Linked DNA regions of Homo sapiens: region 1 is linked to region 2. Evidence: chromatin loops called from intact Hi-C (ENCODE). Cell type or tissue: mammary epithelial cell. All regions are shown on one strand. Each heading gives the region's core, and the rest is flanking DNA. Links, peaks and the distances in the headings are about the cores only. Region 1 overlaps LINC01162 (long intergenic non-protein coding RNA 1162). Region 2 overlaps LINC01162 (long intergenic non-protein coding RNA 1162).

The links. A loop is a pair of places that touch in the nucleus more often than their neighbours do. Peaks named below come from ENCODE experiments on the same cell type or tissue, not always from the same donor. Only the 100,000 strongest peaks of a DNase experiment are listed, where the experiment ranks them.
Region 1: a loop joins it to region 2, with 4 times the contacts of the local background. A loop is called at or near these places in 1 of 110 quality-filtered maps.

What each region holds. Positions count from the first base shown.
Region 1 is chr7:20,845,040-20,849,437 of GRCh38, reverse strand. The region is part of intron 1 of LINC01162 (long intergenic non-protein coding RNA 1162); the gene reads right to left. Among named protein-coding and RNA genes, the nearest start is that of LINC01162, 12 kb to the right of the region's middle. In mammary epithelial cell, for the core only: no CTCF peak of the experiment used is centred there; no DNase peak of the experiment used is centred there.
Region 2 is chr7:20,894,903-20,899,300 of GRCh38, reverse strand. All of the region lies in intron 2 of LINC01162 (long intergenic non-protein coding RNA 1162), which reads right to left. Among named protein-coding and RNA genes, the nearest start is that of LINC01162, 62 kb to the right of the region's middle. In mammary epithelial cell, for the core only: no CTCF peak of the experiment used is centred there; DNase peaks (open chromatin) are centred at 2,140 and 3,540; H3K27ac peaks cover 2,782 bases.

The DNA of each region.
Region 1 (4,398 bases), core at 234-4,233, 50 kb after region 2:
AATTTTCCAACCCACATACACAAATGATTGTTTTAAGCCACTAAATTTGGGGAATGCCTTGTTTGCAACAATAGATAATTGAGAAAGACATTGGTACCTAGAAGTGGGGCGTTTCTGCAACAGAAACCAAAAACGTGGCATCTTGGCTTTGGAATGATGTGATGTGGCTGGTAGAAGCTGGAAAAGCAGCAAAGTGACTATGAAGCCTTGAAAAATGGTAAGCACACTGTTAACAGAGGCTGCAAAAGTAGCAAAGAAATGACTATGGCAGTCTAGAAAAATAGTTATTTGAAATTAGTAGTTGTGGAACAATTGATAAAATGTTACCTGCAGCAACTAATGAACTTCTGGATTTGATTAATGGAGACAGCCTCACAGAAAGTTAAACTTGTTAATTGGCTTCTTTTAGCTGCCTATGATAAAGTACTAGAAAGGAGAGATGAGCTTTAAAAAATTCTGTTTATAAGCAGAACTTAGGAGATATATAGAGGGGCTGGAACATGCTGCGAAGAAAATAAATTTTTCCTTATCTCCAATCTTCCCTGTCAGTAAAAAATTGTCAAGGTAAGAAATGGCCTCAGGGTAAAGATCAAATCAAAGTGTGACTGTAAGTCCCTTTGTTAAAAACTCTGAAAAATTTAAGATTACACATAGTAGACACTCAGACAAAAATGGCTTTTAAGATTTTTAAAGATTGTTTTCCCCAGCAGGCTGACACACCAAAGTAAAAAGTCTCTCTCGGCCGGGCTTGGTGGCGCATGCCTGTAATCCCAGCACTTTGGGAGGCCCAGGCAGGTGGATCACCTGAGGTCGCGAGTTCAAGACCAGCCTGACCAACATGGAGAAACCCCGTCTCCACTAAAAATACAAAATTAGCTGGGCGTGGTGGCGCATGCCTATAGTCCCAGCTACTCGGGAGGCTGAGGCAGGAGAATTGCTTGAACCCAGGAGGCGGAGGTTGTGGTAAGCCGAGATTGCACCATTGCACTCCAACCTGGGCAACAAGAGCGAAACTCCATCTCAAAAAAATAAATAAATAAATAAAAAGTCTCTCTCAATAAAAATTATGGATGTGGCTTCTGGGGTATGGAGTGAACCTGAATCTGCCTTGTAGGAAGTTCTAAAAACCCTGAAGTCAATTGTGCCAACAAAAGCACCACTATCTTGGACTGAAATATTCACATCACCTTGAAACAAAAAGAGGCTTCTGGGCTCCCAACATTATACAGGAATGAAGGTTGAGGAAGGTATTCAGCTGCATACAGAGGCCATTTCTTATTAAAAAGGAATGACGTTTCAGAGGACACAGGCAAGAACTGTGATGCACAATGGACTACAGTACTACTTCCAGAGAGCAGTAGAAAATAAGACTCTGGAGAAACAGCTGCCAGAAGTGGAATCTTAGCCCAATCAAGGAAAATTTTCTCACCTTGAAGTACAAGGATCTGAAAATCTATGCCCGGCTGGGTTTCGGAATTTCTTTTCTTTTTTTTTTTTTTTTTTTTTTTTTTTTGAGACAGAGCCTCGCTCTGTCTCCCAGGCTGGAGTGCAGTGGCGCCATCTCGGCTCACTGCAACCTCCGCCTCCCAGGTTCACTCCATTTTCCTGCCTCAGCCTCCCGAGTAGCTGGGAATACAGGCGCCCGCCACCACGCCCAGCAAATTTTTTGTATTTTAGTAGAGATGGGGTTTCACCATTAGCCAGGATGGTCTCGATCTCCTGACCTCGTGATCCACCCACCTCGGCCTCCCAAAGTGCTGGGATTACAGGCGTAAGCCACCGCACCCGGCCCGGGTTTCGGAATTTCTATGAACCAGTGATTGCTACGTGTTTCCAATTTTCCCTCCTTCCAATAGCAGTGTCTACTGCAGTTATCATGTGTTTGTCTTCTCACTGCATAATTTATCTTTTTAATGCAGCTGGAACAAGAGGATCTGCATCCAAAAAGTCACTCCTAAACATAATTATCAAACAAGAGATCCTGGACATTGAGTATGATGCTGTGATTGGATGAGATTTAGGGGGTCTTGGGAGGAAACATATTATGAATGCAGAAAGGATATAAATCATCAACACTAGAGGCCTTCTGTGATAAGACGTAGCAGTAATAGACCCTAATCATTCATGCCTGCCTGTATCCACACGCTTAGTTCTTCCCCACACTCTGGACGAGACCAGATGACTTGCTTGAAACAATGAGACAATTGCAAAGTGACACCAGCAGAACCTCAAAAAGTGCTCGCATATGGGAGCTTGCCTGTTTTGGCTAATCCTAGAACCAGCATGTGAACGAGCACAGGTTAGCCTGCTGAATGATGAGAGACACATGGCCGTCAACTTTGTTGCCCTAGCCAACCACCTCCCAGAAACAGAGCCAACTAGCTGACCAATAGTTGACCACAGTTGTATGACTGAACCTAGTCAAAAACCACCCAGTTGAGCCCACCCAAATTGCCAGCCAACAAATGGCAAGCTAAACAAGTAAACGGCTGTCATGTTAAGCCACTAAACTTGTGGTGCGTGGTAACATAACAAAGGACAATGTTCTCATTCCTGATTGGCAAACCACAGCACTCAGACCAAATCCAGTCTACCGCCTTGTTTTTGTACAGCCTCCAAGCTATAAACGGTTTCTGTATTTGTAAACAGTTGAGGAAAAAATCAAAAGAAGAATAATATTTTGTGATATTTAAAATGTATATGAAATTCAGATTTCAGTGTTCATACATAAATGTTATTTGAACATAGCCACACCCATTGGTTTATATCTATGGCTGCTTTTGCACTTCAGCAGCAAAGATGGATAGTTGCAAAAGGAGTATCTTGCCTGCAAAACCTGATATATTTACTATCTGGTCCTTTACAGAAAGAGTTTGATGATCTCCCTTCTAGCTATGGTTCAGTTGTTTACATGTGGTCAAAAACAGCACAGCCAAAGTTTGGCAGGAAGAGGGAAAGAGGGTGTGCCATGTCTTGGCAGCCCAGGCACAATGTTCAGGCCACCATCCACACCCCCCCTGAAACTGCCCATATACTAACTCTGAAATTTTATCAGAAGAGCAAAGGTGTACAACCAATGACCAAGGACTCTCCAGCTGTGACCAAAAAGGTATGGAGAAGGAAGCAAGGCACAAATGACCTAAGAGTCTGTGTAAGGATTTTGTGTTCGGGCTGTCACTAGCTCTTTCCCCCTCCTTAAAATATTGTAGCTGTAGCAACACAAGTATTAACAGAACTCCAGCTTTAGCAATTCAACACAGCTACTTACTGCAGGGAGAAAGTCTAAGTTCCATCAAAACAAGCAAACAACTAAGGTTTCTAATCCCATTGAAAGTATTCCACAAGCATAGGCACAGTCAAAGAGAAGATAGCCGACTAGAAACAAATGACTGACAACTTTTAAGGCCTTCATTTCGTTTGTTGTTGTTGTTCGAGACAGAGTTTCGCTCTTATTGTCCAGGCTGCAGTACAATGGTGCGATCTCGGCTCACTGCAACCTTCGGCTCACTGCAACCTCCACCTCCCAGGTTCAAGTGATTCTCCTGCCTCAGCCTCCCGAGTAGCTGGGACTACAGGCACACGCCACCATGCCTGGCTAATTTTTGTATTTTTAGTAGAGACAGGGTTTCACCATGTTGACCAAGATGGTCTTGATCTCTTGACCTCGTGATCCACCCGCCTCGGCCTCCCAAAGTGCTGGGATTACAGGTGTGAGCCACCGCGCTCGGCCTTGTTATTTTCATAGTATTATCTTTGCTTATGCATTTTCCCACGTGTTCTCCCTTTTCTCTAACTCTCCCTTTTGATTGACGTTAGAAAACAAAACTGATAGAAACTCATTAAACTAGAGTTTGACTAGCTTTGAAGAAGAAAGGGAGCAGGATATTTACCACCAGGTGTTCTATGTCCCATTGTATTCACCCTGTTCTCTAACAATTCACTGTTATAGATATAGAAATAAGAGCCAAAAGAAAGGACAGGTAGACATAAAATGAGAGAAAGAAAAAAGAGGAGGACGATGAGAAAGAAAGGATGAAAACTGAAAGGCAGAATCCTATTCCAACCTATTTACACAGGATCAGAAATAGTACAGAGGAATTTCAGCTACCAAAAGGAGAACAGAAGGTCAGATGCGGTGGCTCACGCCTATAATCTCAGCACTTTGTGAGGCCAAAGCGGGCAGATCCCCTTAGGTCAGACCAGCCTGGCCAACATGGTGAAATCCTGTCTCTACGAAAAACACAAAAAATTAGCCGGGCGTGGTGGCGTGTGCCTGTAGTCCCAGCTACTCGGGAGGCTGAGGCAGGAGAATTGTTTGAACCAGGGAGGTGGAGGTTGCAGTGAGCCGAGATGGCACCACTGCACTCCAGCCTGGGCGACAGAGTGAGACTCCGTCTG
Region 2 (4,398 bases), core at 147-4,146:
ATGTATTAATCTTTTGTTTCTGCTAATTCCAAAATCTATACTTTCTGTGGGTCTCTTTGTATAGTTTTTGTTTATTATTATTATTATTTATTTTTTTTTTTTTTGAGACGGAGTCTCACTCTGTTGCCCATGCTAGAGTGCCATGGTGAGATCTCGGCTCACTGCAACCTATGCCTCCTGGGTTCAAGCGACTCTCCTGCCTCAGCCTCCTGAGTAGCTGGGACTACAGTGGCCGCCACCATGCCTGGCTAATTTTTGTATTTTTTTTTTAGTACAGACAGGGTTTCACCATATTGACCAGGCTGGTCTGGAACTCCTGACCTCTCGTGATCCGCCTGCCTTGGCCTCCCAAAGTGCTGGGATTATAGGTGTGAGCCACCACGCCTGGCCTATTTATTGTTTTTTAATGCAGACTCTCATGCATAGTGGTTTGTTTTGTTATATGCTTGTGATTATTATAAGCTCATATTTCCTGGAACTTTATTTATGGGAAATATTATGGTCTGGATTTAAATTTTGTTGCTCCAAAATGTATTCGCATTTGTCTCTTCCAGGAAAAACAGACCCTCTCAGCCTGGAATCCCTTTAAACTATAAGTCAGCCTGAGTTTTTATCTCTTTTTCCCCCCCACAGTAGTGTAATAGTATAAACTCCGGCCCTAAAGCCTTAGGAGGATGGGCTTGTGAGAATCAATTCTAAAAGGACACTTTCTTTTTAACTCTTTACCTAAGGCCAGGATCAATATAGGCAAGTATCTCTACGTTCTCTCCCTGGGAGAAACAGTTACAGGTCACTCTCTGAACACCCTTTTGGTGTTCCTTCACCAGTCTGCAACCAAACTCTCATTGTTTTGTCCTCAGACATTGCCTCTCGTCTTCCTACAGATGTAGTCCGAGCTCCCATGCCTGCAGAGATCAACTGATGTCTCAGGGCAGACTGGTTTCAATGCTGGCTCCATTTTTAGCATCCTTAACTTATCTTTGTTCCTAGCCTCCAAGGACTTTTCTTACTTTCCATTGAATCAAGCCATGCATTTAAATTATTATTTTAAAAAATTTATCCAGCATTCTTATAAGTTCTCTACTAGGAAAATGTCTCCAAATCTTTAGCCCATCTTAAATTAATTCCCTTAAAATCAAACATAAAAGAATAAGTCTTTAGATTTTAAAAAGTGCTTAAAATATTGAAAAGTACGGTAGATAAATATGTATATCTATGTAGATATAGGTACTATATAGATATAAATATGTAGATATAGATGTACATACAAAATAAAAGTGTACAAAACGGTTCTATCAATTATAAAGGGCATAATATTAAGCAGCATTGCCTAAGACAAACTAAGTGTTTTATTGGTTAATTCTAAGAATTTATAAAGAGGGAGAGAGAGGGAAAGAGAAAGAGCCAGTAAGAGAGAGAGGGAGAGAGAGAACTCAAACAATTACAAAGCCATTCAACAAGGGATTGAGTTCTAAACAAACTAGTCAACAGATAAGCTGAATATTCAGTAAGTGGATGTTAGATGATACAGTTGTTGGTGAATTGACAGTGAGCTGTTCTATATAGAGGTCTTTGTTGCATCTTCCTTCTATATTAGCTTTCATCTTAGTAGTTTATTTTTTTAAAAAGAAATGTGCACAATTATTTTGGACTGAATGACATGCGGGCCTGCCCCACCATTCTATTGAATAAAATCCATTCTTTCCTTCACCAAATACAATAAATACTTGGAAAACCCCACTATGAGATGATTAATAAAAAATTAAATTTTATTTTATTTTACTTTTATATAGCTAAAATATAAAATACATATTTATTTTATATATGTATTATATATATTCACTGATAATATATATTCCCTAATAATATTTTAAGCATACCAGCTAACTTCTATAGCATTTAATTTGATGATAGTATTGTTAGAGATACATGATTGCTATCAACAGAGAACTATTAACTTTCTCAATAACCAGCATCATAAAACAACTGGCCAAGCATCTATGTCATTCAATGATTCTGGCTCCCTCATTTTGAAATTGCATTTGAGTACTCGATGTTGAAAGATGATTGACCACAAGAGATGTTGAAATCTAAAAATACATAATGCAATTGATTCATAAAGCCAAGGTTGCTAATTGGGTAATATTATGCCTGCCTATAAATTGGCTGTTATAAATCTGACTAAGGCACCTTAGGATATTACATGAGTCTTTTCACCCGTGAAGTATATTTCATTTAATTGGACATTGCCTAGCACATTTTGTATATTATAGTTGAAACAAAACTATTATATTACCACAAAACTATTTCTTGAGTCACTTAACCAGCTACCACAAAACTCATGGACACGAAACAGGAGTCATTACAATAGGAAATAAAAAACTGATTAAAATGCCAGAGTTCTGAGCCAAAATGGTTTTTTTTTTCCTAATGGCAATATTAGAGACCTGACATAGTTTTCTCTTATTTGCTTCAAAAGATTTTTAAAAACAGCTCTCCTCTTACTTACACTGCCATAAATGAAAAATCATTTATAAGCAACATGCAGAAATTACATAATATTTTAATAGGATATTGTATTTTATTTGCTCCTTCATTAAATATTGATTTGTAGACTAACTTCTTTTTTTGTGCCAAAAGAAGCTAAGCACCAACTGCCTATGAACTGGTTACAGATATAAGCATTTCTATGTTTCCAAGTCGCTTCTATAGTTAGAGACTATTCAAAAAGTATATGTATCTCCAAATAAGGGGCGTTATTGTTAGGATCCAAATAACTTAATGTAAAAGACAAAAACATATAACATAAATTCACTACATCAAAAGATCCTTAGGAGCCAAGACTGTTCTCCCTTGGCTACCTTCAGCATAGTGCCTTACATATAGTTGATACATAGTGCATATCATTGTAACAAACTACTTAATGTTTAATATGGAGGAGCCAGTTCTTTAAAGCTTACTCTGTGTATTCATAAACACACACACACACACACACACACACAGGATTAGGTTTCCATACTTTAAAAATATGCTCTCTACCTCAATCTCAGCTAACCTTCTGTAACTAAACCAAGACTGAAGAACATTTCAGTAATTTTTAAAAATGCAAACATCAGACATCCATCTTTTAAAAAGTGATCGTAGAATTCTCCTAGCAACAAATCCCCATTAAAATAGCTCCAATGCCACAGAAAACCTTATGTCAAAAAAAAAAAAATTAACAGAGTCTATTTCCTATTAGCTAGAAGAAATTCATGACCAGCATCTGTGGCTGCTCCCTATTGTACCTCACTGTCTTTATTTGGGGAGGGGTATGCAGAGATGGTCAGAGCCATGGGTCTAGGGACAAATTTAAGACATGTTATTCGTTTCCCACCAAAGACCCAGTAGTGAAAGGTTTCATAATAGTGTTGTGAGAATCTACTTTGAAAATGAAAGAATGTTTATTGAATCTCCAATACAATAATCATGTGTTTTCTACCAGCGCCTCAACGGTGAGGAAGTGACTACTTCTTAAATTCAATGCTTGCGTCCAAATGACTCATGAGTCTGGAGACAAGAATATCAGTGTCTTAAGACCCACTTTTTGAAAGTCTCCCTGAGGCTACCCAAGTGTATTAATAGCCGAGACATGTGCTGGGATACTGTCAAATGAGAATTTAAGGTGAAAAAGACCCTATTTATCTTACCTGAAAAATGACTTTAGAAGACTAGTATTTAGCTTCATTTATTGACTTTTTGAACTTTCTAACAGCTGGTGGACTTCTTGTGCCTAGTTTTGCAATCTTCTGCTCTTTCTTCCAACCTTCTAAGCACTACATTTTTAAAAGATTATTATTTCTCTGAGCTGAGATTGGAAAATGTTTTATTGAGAAGCATTTTCAGTTGCCTACAACTTGGTGAAAAGGTGCTTACTCTTGCTGTTGAAATTTTGTACTGATACGATATTTGGAGAAATATTGATTAATGTGAGCATATTTTAAAACTGCTTAAGGTTCACTAGTCAACTTTTAGCCTTTCTTTAGGTTGCAGTCCTATAGCAAGTGCACTAAGGAATGATTTTTGCTACTACTTCTCCTCGTCTTTCCTCCAGCTTTTTCTTTTCTACATTTTTTTTACTTAAAAAAAAAAAAAACCTTTAAATTTTGCTTACAGACCCAGAGCAATCTGAAACAACCAACACAACCAAAACAACCACAGTAAAATAAGAAGAAGTATGTGTGGGTATATATTTATTTCAAGCATTTCATAGACACTTACTTTCCTGAGGTTAACAAATATACACAATGAACAATGTGTGGTAAATTTGGATGAGTCATTCCTGTATATAGAATCTCTGGAAATCTCAACCACTGTTTTTGTCAGTCATCAGCTGATTTCATTCTCATAACTCCTGAA